Linked DNA regions of Homo sapiens: region 1 is linked to region 2. The links are chromatin loops, found by intact Hi-C in ENCODE. Cell type or tissue: CD4-positive, alpha-beta T cell. All regions are shown on one strand. Links, peaks and the distances in the headings refer to the core of each region. The heading gives the core; the rest is flanking DNA.

What was found. Hi-C counts contacts between places; a loop is a spot of excess contacts. Peaks named below come from ENCODE experiments on the same cell type or tissue, not always from the same donor. Only the 100,000 strongest peaks of a DNase experiment are listed, where the experiment ranks them.
Region 1: it touches region 2 in a loop (16-fold over the local background); 25 of 110 quality-filtered maps call a loop at or near these places.

What each region holds. Positions count from the first base shown.
Region 1 is chr19:7,797,053-7,802,428 of GRCh38, forward strand. The region is part of intron 1 of LOC124904628 (a long non-coding RNA gene); the gene reads left to right. Among named protein-coding and RNA genes, the nearest start is that of EVI5L, 30 kb to the right of the region's middle. In CD4-positive, alpha-beta T cell, for the core only: CTCF peaks have their summits at 2,672 (motif pointing left) and 2,889; DNase peaks (open chromatin) are centred at 2,689 and 2,979; H3K27me3 peaks cover 986 bases.
Region 2 is chr19:7,100,449-7,105,824 of GRCh38, forward strand. No RefSeq gene overlaps it. Among named protein-coding and RNA genes, the nearest start is that of ZNF557, 33 kb to the left of the region's middle. RefSeq lists enhancers at 2,050-2,551, 2,552-3,051. In CD4-positive, alpha-beta T cell, for the core only: a CTCF peak has its summit at 2,102; DNase peaks (open chromatin) are centred at 1,583 and 2,043.

The DNA of each region.
Region 1 (5,376 bases), core at 113-5,112, 700 kb after region 2:
GCTGGGACTGCAAGCGCCAGCCACCACGCCCAGCTAATTTTGTGTAGTTTTAGTAGAGACGGGGTTTCACCATGTTAGCCAGGATGGTCTCGATCTCCTGACCTTGTGATCCGCCTATCTCGGCCTCCCAAAGTGCTGGGACTACAGGCGTGAGCCACCACACCCAGCCAACATGCCTTAACTTTGTATGTTTTATAACTTTCCTTACTAAAGGTACATTTTTATAACTTTCTTAATATTTCCTTTCCCTTCTTCCTACTTCATTTCTTTCCTTAGTCTTTCTTTTTGCATCTTTTTCTGATTTCTGTCTCTTCTAGTCTCTCTCTTATTTTTTTCTATTTCTCTTTCTAATGTACAATAATTAGATGAGTGTTGGTAACAATGGATATATGTACATATCTTAGTTTCCAAAATTTAGGGATGTGTTTAACATCTGTTTGCCACAACTGATTAGGTTCCAATCCTCTAGGGTTAACACCTGTTTAAGGAGGAAACGTGCCTGTCAGCTGGTAATCTGGGCATTGTAGGATAATTTGTTTAGCCAGTCTCTGGGCTAGTTGAAATTGTTTAGATAAGTTTCTCCAATTTTGGTGGAAAAATTGATGTGATTGGGTGGCTTGGTCAAGCAGTGATGTCATAACCTGAAGGTCTGCTTGATCTTGCCACAAGCCAATGGGCCAGGCAGAGATCTGTGGGCTCAAACGTGTGTAATAAAAATAGGATGTGTACCTTGGTCCGGCAATTGCTGAAGTTGAAGAAAAAGAGGCACACAGAGTGGGCTCCAGAGCGAACTTAAGGCTGTAAAAGTAATTTAATAAATAAACAGAACAGCCTCAGCTCTCCGAATGCTAGTAAATTTAGATCCAGTGATTGGATTACGTGGTCTCCACCAGACTGCCGCTTTTCCATCTTTACCAGACCCATTAGTAAAACCAGTCACAGCTCCCGCCGGGCGCGGTGGCTCATGCAGGTAATCCCAGCACTTTGGGAGGCCGAGGCGGGCGGATAACGAGGTCAGGAGATTGAGAACACGGTGAAACCCCGTCTCTACTAAAAATACAAAAAAATTAGCAGGGCGTGGTGGCAGGCGCCTGTAGTCCCAGCTACTGGGGAGGCTGAGGCAGGAGAATGGCGTGAACCGGGAAGGCGGAGCTTGCAGTGAGCCGAGATAGCGCCACTGCACTCCAGTCTGGGCGACACAGCGAGACTCCGTTTCAAAAAACAAAAACAAAACAAAAAAACCAGTCACAGCTCCTTCCAAAGGGGCATCACGAGTAATTTTCGGAGGAACCCATGTAGTTAATTTTAAGAACTGGAAAGTTTTATTTTTAGGATAATGATTATCAATACATCCAACAAATTCTGCTAAATAAACTTGCCATGTAACTGAATTAATAAATGCCTGTTTAACCTGATTTTTATTTATAGGAACTATAATCTTATTAGGTTCAGTGCCACAAAGTTTAACAACTCGCATACGAGCCTGTCCAATTAAAATTGCCATCTGATCTAAATATACTGTAAGTGTTTTTATGGTATTACGTGGCAAAAAGGACTATTCAACTAAATCATTATTTTGAACAATAATCCCCGTTGGGGAGTGTGAAGTAGGGAAAACAATGAATTGTAAAGGCAAGTCTGGGTCAATCCTACTGACCTGGGCTTGCGGAATTTTTTCTTCAATTACTCTTAACTCTTTCATGGCCTCGGGTGTTAGTTCTCTTTTACTGTGTAAACTGGAGTCTCCCCTCAGTATTGAGAAGAGATTAGACATAGCATAAGTAGGAATTCCTAAGGTGGGCCGAATCCAATTAATATCGCCTAACAATTTTTGAAAATCATTTAAGGTTTATTTGGTTTTTGTTTTTGTTTTTGAGACGGAATCTTGCTCTGTCCCCCAGGCTGGAGGGCAGTGGCTTGATCTCGGCTCACTGCAAGCTCCGCCTCCCGGGTTCACGCCATTCTCCCGCCTCAGCCTCCCGAGTAGCTGGGACTACAGGCGCGCAGCCACCACGCCCGGCTAATTTTTTGTATTTTTAGTAGAGGCGGGGTTTCACTGTGTTAGCCAGGATGGTCTCGATCTCCTGACCTTGTGATCCGCCCGCCTCAGCCTCCCAAAGTGCTGGGATTACAGGCGTGAGCCACTGCCCCCCCGCCCATTTAAGGTTTTTAAAGAAGCTTTTCTAATTTGAACCTTTTGAGGCTTAATGCTCTATCCTGTACTTGCATTCCCAAATACTGAAAAGGAGTGGTTGTTTGAATTTTGTCAGATGCTTTAAGCAATCCAGCGTTTGTAATTGCCTTTTGCAAAGATGAATAACATTGAATAAGTTGGCCTCTATTTTTTGCTGCACACATCTGGAAATTGATCTCTAACAGGCTGGATAGTTCTGCCTACAAAAGTCTGACAAATTGTGAGACTGTTTAACATACCCCGAGGTAAAACCTTCCAATGATATCTGGCTGCAGGTTCTTTATTATTAACTGCAGGGATGGTAAAGCCAAATTTTTCGAAATCTGCCTCTGCTAAAGGAATTGTAAAAAAAAAAAAAAAAAAAAAAAAAAAAAAAAAGCAATCTTTTAAATCTATAATAACAAGCGGCCAGTCTTTAGGGATTATAATGGGGGATGGGAGCCCTGGTTGTAAAGCTCCCATCGGTTGAATTACAGCGTTGACCGCTAGTAAATCGGTCGGCATGCGCCATCTGCCGGACTTTTTCTTAATTACAAATACTGGGGAATTCCAAGGAGAAAAAGTGGGTGTGAAACATGTCCTTTTTCTAGTAATTCTTTAACTATTTCATAAAGCGCCCCCAATTTTTCCTTAGGGATCGGCCACTGTTCGACCCAGACAGGGCGCTGGGTCATCCATTTTTAAGGGAAATTGCTCCTTCCCCGTAATGAACGGCAGGGCGAGCCTGAATTTTAATTAACTGGTGGCTGAGCCTGAATCATCCCTTTACCGTAATTAACGGCAGGTTTTGCAACAATGGGCGCGGCGAACCGCGTCTCAGGCTTCCATGCCCGCAATTCACAAGGCTTAGGCGCGGGTGGCCATTCCGGAGCTTCCCCTGAGGGTGCGGTAGGTTGGACGGTCTCTTTCATATGTGTTTGGTTAGCATATATAACCTCCTGATTCTCCGCCTTTTTTAAACTGGAGCTAGATGGTGCACTCTCCTGACCGTCAAACTCGTCTCCTTCATTTCCAAATGCTGGTTCCTCCTCAGTCTGCAAAGGCTCACGTGCTGTTTTCACTGCCGCCCACACAGACCAAGCGGAGAAAGGAATTTCTTGACCCTCTTTTTGTGCCTGTTTGAAGTCAGCCCTTATTTTTTCCCAGTCTTTCAAATCCATGGAGCTGTGTTCCGGGAACCAAGGAGAATATTGTTCTATTAGCTGAAACAGGGACAGAAGATTTTGGGTGCTCACGTTTAACCACAGTGGCACAATAACTGCCGCACCAAACTCAAATAATTATTATGTCTACTCTCAGCCTGACCCACAATTTCCTGTTGTTACCCTGGAATTCTCCGAGCGCCCCGCTTACCTGCAGAGCTTAAAAGTCTTTTCGTTGGCCGGCGCGGTGGCTCACGCCTGTAATCCCAGCACTTTGGGAGGCCGAGGCGGGCGGATCACGAGGTCAGGAGATCAAGACCATCATAGCTAACATGGTGAAACCCCGTCTCTACTAAAAATACAAAAAGTTAGCCGGGCGTGGAGGCGGGCGCCTGTAGTCCCAGCTACTTGGGAGCTGAGGCAGGAGAAGGGCGTGAACCCGGGAGGCGGAGCTTGCAGTGAGCCGACATCGAGCCACTGCACTCCAGCCTGGGTGACAGAGCGAGACTCCGTCTCAAAAATAAATAAATAAATAAATAAGTAAAAATTAAAAAAAAACTTTTCGTCCTTGGGAGTTCTCCATCTGTCGGTCCTTCATTTTCGACGCTCCTGCATTCCTTCACCCGGTTGTTTTGGAGATACCACGTTGGGCGCCAGATGGTGGGGTCCAGCCTCAACACTACCCGTGGGTACCTGAAGTCCGGTGGCGACAAAGGAATGAGAAAAGACAAGTTAAGATTTTAAAGCAGGCCCAGGGGGCCAGTTGCTAGAGTGAAGGCTGCAAAACGCCCAGAGTTCTGGTTGCCTGACGATTTATTGAGCACAATCTTTTGATCTAAGAAGCAGCTGGGATGAAACGGTGAAGGAGCGGGAGCGTACGTCATTGGAAAGATGTAGAGCAGTGGCGGTTATATGAATTTCCTTTAAGCTAAAAGCATATGTCTAACTGCTAAGACAGTCTTTAACTTATCGGGCTGCAGCTGGTGGGGGCCGGTTTTACAAGGAGCTAGGATGTCTGGTCACGTTCCAACACTTCAAGGGAGTGTGTCAGCCCAGAGCATTCTGTGTAAAGCCGCAGAGCAGGTCATGCCCTCTGGCCTGGGAACTTAATGGCTTGCGGAGATGATTCTCCTAAGGGCCCCCTACAGTTTTCCATAGGTGTCCTACACAGGGGTGACTGACTAAACTGGCACCCCATAAACCTTTCCACCAGCACTTTTGTTTCAGGCTGCTGGCTCTGGTGAGCTCTTCTTTTTTGTTTTGTTTTATTTATTTATTTATTTATTTATTTACTTTATTTTTTTTGAGACACAGTCTCGCTGTCTCCCAGGCTGGAGTGCAGTGGCGTGATCTCAGCTCACTGCAAGCTCCACCTCCCAGGTTCAGGCCATTCTCCTGCCTCAGCCTCCGGAACAGCTGGGACTACAGGTGCCCACCAGCACGCCCAGCTAATTTTTTGTATTTTTAGTAGAGACGGGGTTTCACCATGTTAGCCAGGATGGTCTTGATCTCCTGACCTCGTGATCCACCCGCCTCAGCCTCCCAAAGTGCTGGGATTACAGGTGTGAGCCACCGCGCCTGGCCTCATTTATTTGTTTTTTAGATGGAGTCTCACTCTGTCACCCAGGCTGGAGTGCAGTGGCACAATCTCAGCTCACTGCATCCTCCACCTCCCAGGTTCAAGGGATTCTCGTGCCTCAGCCTCCCTGGTAGCTGGGATTATAGGTGTGTGTCACCATGCCCGGCTAGTTTTGTATTTAAAAATAGGCAGGATTAAAAAGTAGGTGGGGTTGATCCAACCATTATCTACATGATTGAACCCCACCTTCAGCCCCTTCCCCTTCCTGGAGGTCAGGTGGCTAAAAATCCCAACCTTGGTGGTTGGTGTTTCTGGCATGACCAGCCCCCATCCTGAGTCACCTCCTTGGTATAAGCTCAGTTATGGTCCAGGGCCCCCATGAATAATAAAGACGCTTCTTTTTTTTTTTTATTTCCATAGGTTTGGGGGAACATGTATTTGGTTACATGATTAAATTCCTT
Region 2 (5,376 bases), core at 187-5,186:
CACCACCCGTAGGGTACTCTAAGTCCGGTGGCGTCAAAGGATTGAGAAGAGACAAGTTAAAGGTGGGGAGCCAGGGGGGCCAGATGCGAGGTAGGAGGCGGCAAAAGGCTCAGAGCTCTGGTCTCCACACTATTGAGTACAATCACTTAGATCTGAGAAGCAGATGTTCAGGGCAAAACAGTGAAAGGGAGGCAGTGCGTCATACGCGTAATCTATAGCAATAGTGGTTTAAATGATTCTCCGTTGTGCTCAAACAACATATCTTTAACTTATCGGAGAGTAGCTAGTGGGAGCAGGCTTTACTAGGAGCCTGCACGTCTGTCCACATTCCAGTGTTTCAAAGGAGTGTCTTTCTCCTTGAACACAGTGTTTACAGATAAGAGAGCAGGTCTCGCTCTGAGCATGTGAACATGATGGCAATTAGGAGGCTTTCCTCCTCAGAAGCCTTTTGTGGCTTTCCACAACTTATTGTCCCATATTTTTATGGCCAGTTTATACAGGCACCCCACAAGCCCTTTTCCCAACAGAGACTCTGTCTAAATAAATAAATAAATAAATAAATAAATAAATAAATAAATAAAGACTTTTGCATTTCTGACGACCGGATGATTCCTGTGGCCCCCACCCAGAAACAAACTCAGCACACAAGGACTGTTTATTTCCACGCATCCTGGACCAATTAACAGCACCTGTTCCCTGCCTCCCTGCCCACGAAACTATCTTTAAAAAACCCTAGCCTCCAAATTTTCAGGTTCCCCATTTAGCCGGCCGTGCATTTTGTTTGTTTGTTTGTATTTTCTGAGACGGAGTCTCGCTCTGTCGCCCAGGCTGGAGTGCAGTGGTGCAATCTCGGCTCACTGCCAGCTCCGCCTCCCGGCTTCATGACATTCTCCTGCCTCAGCCTCCCGAGTAGCTGGGATTACAGGCGCCCACCACCAAGCCCGGCTAATTTTTTGTATTTTTAGTAGAGACAGGGTTTCGCCGTGTTAGCCAGGATGGTCTCGATCTCCTGACCTCATGATCCGCCCGCCTCGGCCTCCCAAAGTTCTGGGATTACAGGCGTGAGCCACTGTGCCCGGCCAATGTGCATGTTTTGAATTCTTTCTCTATTCCAATTCTCCTGCCTTGATAAATCAGCTCTATATTGATGAGTAAGATGAACTTCTCCGGTGGTTTCAGGTCCTCCTGCCCTCCCGGTCCTGTTGCTCCGGCCCTGCCACCGTCCCCTGCGAGGGCTGCTCCATCGGCAACAGCTGCATGTTCTCTGCCCCCAGTGAATGCTCATTGGTGATATTTGCATAGGGACACCCCATCGGCCTGACAGACAGTTTCTCTGAACTGCGCTGAGACCTGGCCCCTCACCTGTTTATCCTCACATTGGAATTCTGTTTTGGTGTTTGCTTTTTGGAGGACTTGCATGATAACACTGTTTTACGAATGAGGAAACTGAAACACGAAGGCACAGAGGGGTTAAGTAACTTACCTAAGGTTACGCAGCTGGTAAGGGATTTAAATGGGATAGTCTCACTGCAGAATCAGTACCCTTAACCATCGCGCTATGAGCGAAAGAGACAATGAGAGAACCAAATCAAGATAAAAAAGAACATCCTTATCTTGATTTTGTGGTCTCCCTGAACTTTTTTTTTTTTTAATTTGAGACAGAGTTTCTCTCTTGTTGTCTAGGCTGGAGTGCAGTGGCGCCATCTCAGCTCACTGCAACCTCCACCTCCTGGATTCAAGCGATTCTCCTGCCTCAGCCTTCCAAGTAGCTGGGGTTACAGGCAAGCGCCACCATGCCTGGCTAATTTTTGTATTTTTTAGTAGAGACAGGGTTTCAACATGTTGGCCAGGATGGTCTCGAACTCGTGACCTCAGGTGATCCACCTGCCTCACCCTCCCAAAGTGCTGGGATTATAGGCATGAGCCACCGTGCCTAGCCTCCCTGGCCTCTTTCAATGAGGAGTTTCTAATACTTTCATCCGTTTTTCCCACGGCTGACACATCTAGAGTGCCGTTCTTTTTTTATTTCAAAATATGCCCTGAAGATGGCAGTATTGCACCACCCTAAATCCACAAGCTCTTTTCCAAATGTTTGCCCTGATGTCCATCTTCTGAAAACAATAATCACCAATTAGACATGTGAGCCAATTAGCATTAACTCCTTCCATGAAGAACAATGCAATTGTCTCCTAGAGAGCAACTATACAATTTATTCACTTTGTTTTTTGTTTGTTTTGAGATGGAGTCGTGGTCTGTCGCCCAGGCTGGAGTGCAGTGGCGTGATCTCAGCTCACTGCAGTCTCCACCTCCCCGGTTCAAACAACTCTCCTGCCTCAGGCCCCCTTAGTAGCTGGGATTACAGGCATGTGCCACCACGCCCAGCTCTTTTTTTTTTTTTTTTTTTTGTATTTTTAGTAGAGATGGAGTTTCTCCATGTTGGTCAGGCTGATCTCAAACTCCCGACCTCAGGTGATCCGCCCACCTCGGCCTCCCAAAGTGTTGGGATTACAGGCATGAGCCACCGCGCCCGGCCACAAATTTTTGTATTTTTAGTAGAGATGGGGTTTCACCATGTTGGCCAGGAGGGTCTCAAACCCCTGACCTCAGGTGATCCACACGCCTCGGCCTCCCAAAGTGCTGGGATTACAGGCGTGAGCCACCGAGCGTGGCCGTAACCAGGCTCAATGACTTTAACTCTTTTCCTCAATGATTTTCATTCCTCAATGGCTTTAACCTCTTCCAAATGATTGCGCTGATGGCTAACATATGTCTGTCTTCTGAAAACAATAATCACCAATTAAACATGTGAGCCAATTAGCATTTACTCCTTCCATTAAGAACAATACATTGGTCTCCTAGAATGCAATTTACAATTACTCACTTTGAACAAGGGAAATCTCTTCAACTCCACAGACAAGGGAGCCACTCCCTTTCTGATCACAGATTACAGTGAGCAATGGAAGTTTCATAATCGATGGCCTTCACTTTCTTCTCTGGAATGTAAAGTTGACTCAGCTGGGAAGAAGCCCATAAGAAAAAAAGATCAATATGAGACAAGGAGACTTGTCTGCAGTATGGCAGGCTAATTATCTTGAAAAACAGTCCTACTACACAACATTTAAAAAGATGAATACACACCTGTAATCCCAGCACTTTGGGAGGCCAAGGTGGGCTGATCACTTGAGGTCAGCAGTTTGAGACCAGCCTGGCCAACATGGCAAAACCCTGTCTCTGCTAAAAATTAAACAAAATTAGCCGGGCTTGGTGGCACATGCCAGTAGTCCCAGCTACTCGGGAGGCTGAGGCAGGAGAATCGCTTGAACCCAGGAGGCAGAGATTGCAATGAGCCGAGATCGTGCCACTGCACTCCAACCTGGGCAACAAGGGCGAGACTCCATCTCAAAAACAAAAAAAGAATACAAGGCCGGGTGCGGTGGCTCATGCCTGTAATCCCAGCACTTTGGGAGGCCAAGGCGGGCAGATCACCTGAGGTCGGGAGTTCGAGACCAGCCTGCCCATCATGGAGAAACCTTGTCTCTATTGAAAATAAAAAATTAGCCGGGCATGGTGGCACATGCCTGTAATCCCACCTACTTGGGAGGCTGAGGCAGGAGAATCACTTGAACCCAGGAGGCGGAGGTTTCAGTGAGCTGAGATTGCTCCATTGCACTCCAGCCTGGGCAACAAGAGCGAAACTCTATCTCAAAAGCAAACAAACAAAAATACTCCCCAGAAAAACCCTATTTCCAAATAAGGCCACATTCTGAGGTCCTGGGGACTAAGAGTTCAATATATTGGGGTTGCACAGTTGAATTCATCTCATTGTTTAGGCACGGGGACCAACCTGTCATACCCCATCAACCATCAAATGCGGCTGCTCTCTGGGAAGGGGGAATAACCTTGGACAAAATAGCTCCCTTAAGCCTGGGAAAGTTCCAGAAGAGGGACTCAGTTGTCCGCCCCCAGAAGACAACTTTCCTGGAAGTTGGAAGAGTGAGCACTTGGTTCTGAAGAGGTGATCTGGGTGGTGCATGACAGCATCCACGACAGTGGATGTGCCGTGGCTCTTGCTGCATCCACTACAGCATCCACTACAGCATCCGCTACCTCCACCTCAATATCCACTACCTCCACTACAGCATCCACTACCTCCACTACAGCATCTGCTACCTCCACTACAGCATCATGGATCCACCACAGCAATCACCACATCCACTACAGCATCCACTACAGAATCCACTACAGTGACTCCAACACAGTGGCCTCCCACTCCTGGGGTTATGCTTCAGGAAATGGGTCAGCAACCTCTAAGGAGCCTGGAGATCAACAGTTGAGAACATTAGACCATGGACTCATAGTCTAAACCACCCACCAACTATGTCAGCCCTATTAAAATTATGGCTTCCCTCTTTTGTGAAGTACTTTGAAGATGTTTTCTCTCACTTGTGTACTATCCTGATGACCACTGTCTCATCTGTGGTCATGCAGAACACACATGGAGCAGAGCCAAGGCCAGAATTTGCATTTCCTGGCTCCCAAGTCTGACTGTCTCAGCAACCCACATCCCCATTCTAACCCAGAGCCCAGCCAGAGTTCCTCCTCTGGTTGTGAGGCTGTGGTCTATGAAACCAAAGCCTGTGCCTTGCTTTCTCAGCCTGTCAGGGTCTTACCACTGGATAGGAGCCTTGGATGAAAGGACAGGCAGACAGATAAATTGATGGACAGACAAGAAGAGGGATAGATGATGGATGGATGGATGAATGGATGGATGGATGGATAGGTGGATGGATAAATGGATGGATGGGTGGATGAATGGACAGGTAGGTGGATAGATGATGAATGGATAGACAAGATGGATATACAGACAAATGGGTGGGTGGATGGATAGAAAGGAAGGAAAGAAGGACAGATAGATGGATGGGTGGATGAAGAGAAGGCAATAGACAAACATATAGGAAATTACAAATACAGATAGATAAAAAAAAAAAAGGCCCCAAGAGAAGTAGAGGTAGAAACAGAATGGTAGAAAAGGGGGAGGAGGTCAGAGATATGAGTGGGAGGAGGAAGGTGAAATGAGAGAGAAAGAAAAGCAAAGCCCAAATTATAGTGTGACAGGAAGATTGGGTAGCAGAAATACACAAGCAAAAAAAGAGAAACAAGTGAGACCAAAACTGGAGAAATAACTCAGAGAGAGTGACCAAGAAGGAGAGAAACTAAGGAACACACACAAGGGAAGCAAAGGGAGAGAAGAAAAATAAGACAAGAGTGGGAGGAGGAGAGGGGGAAATAGAGAAAAAAATGGGAAGACAGAAAAGTCCTACATAGAAGGAAAGACAGAGGGAAAGATGGGGTAAGGAGATACAGAAGTAATGTATA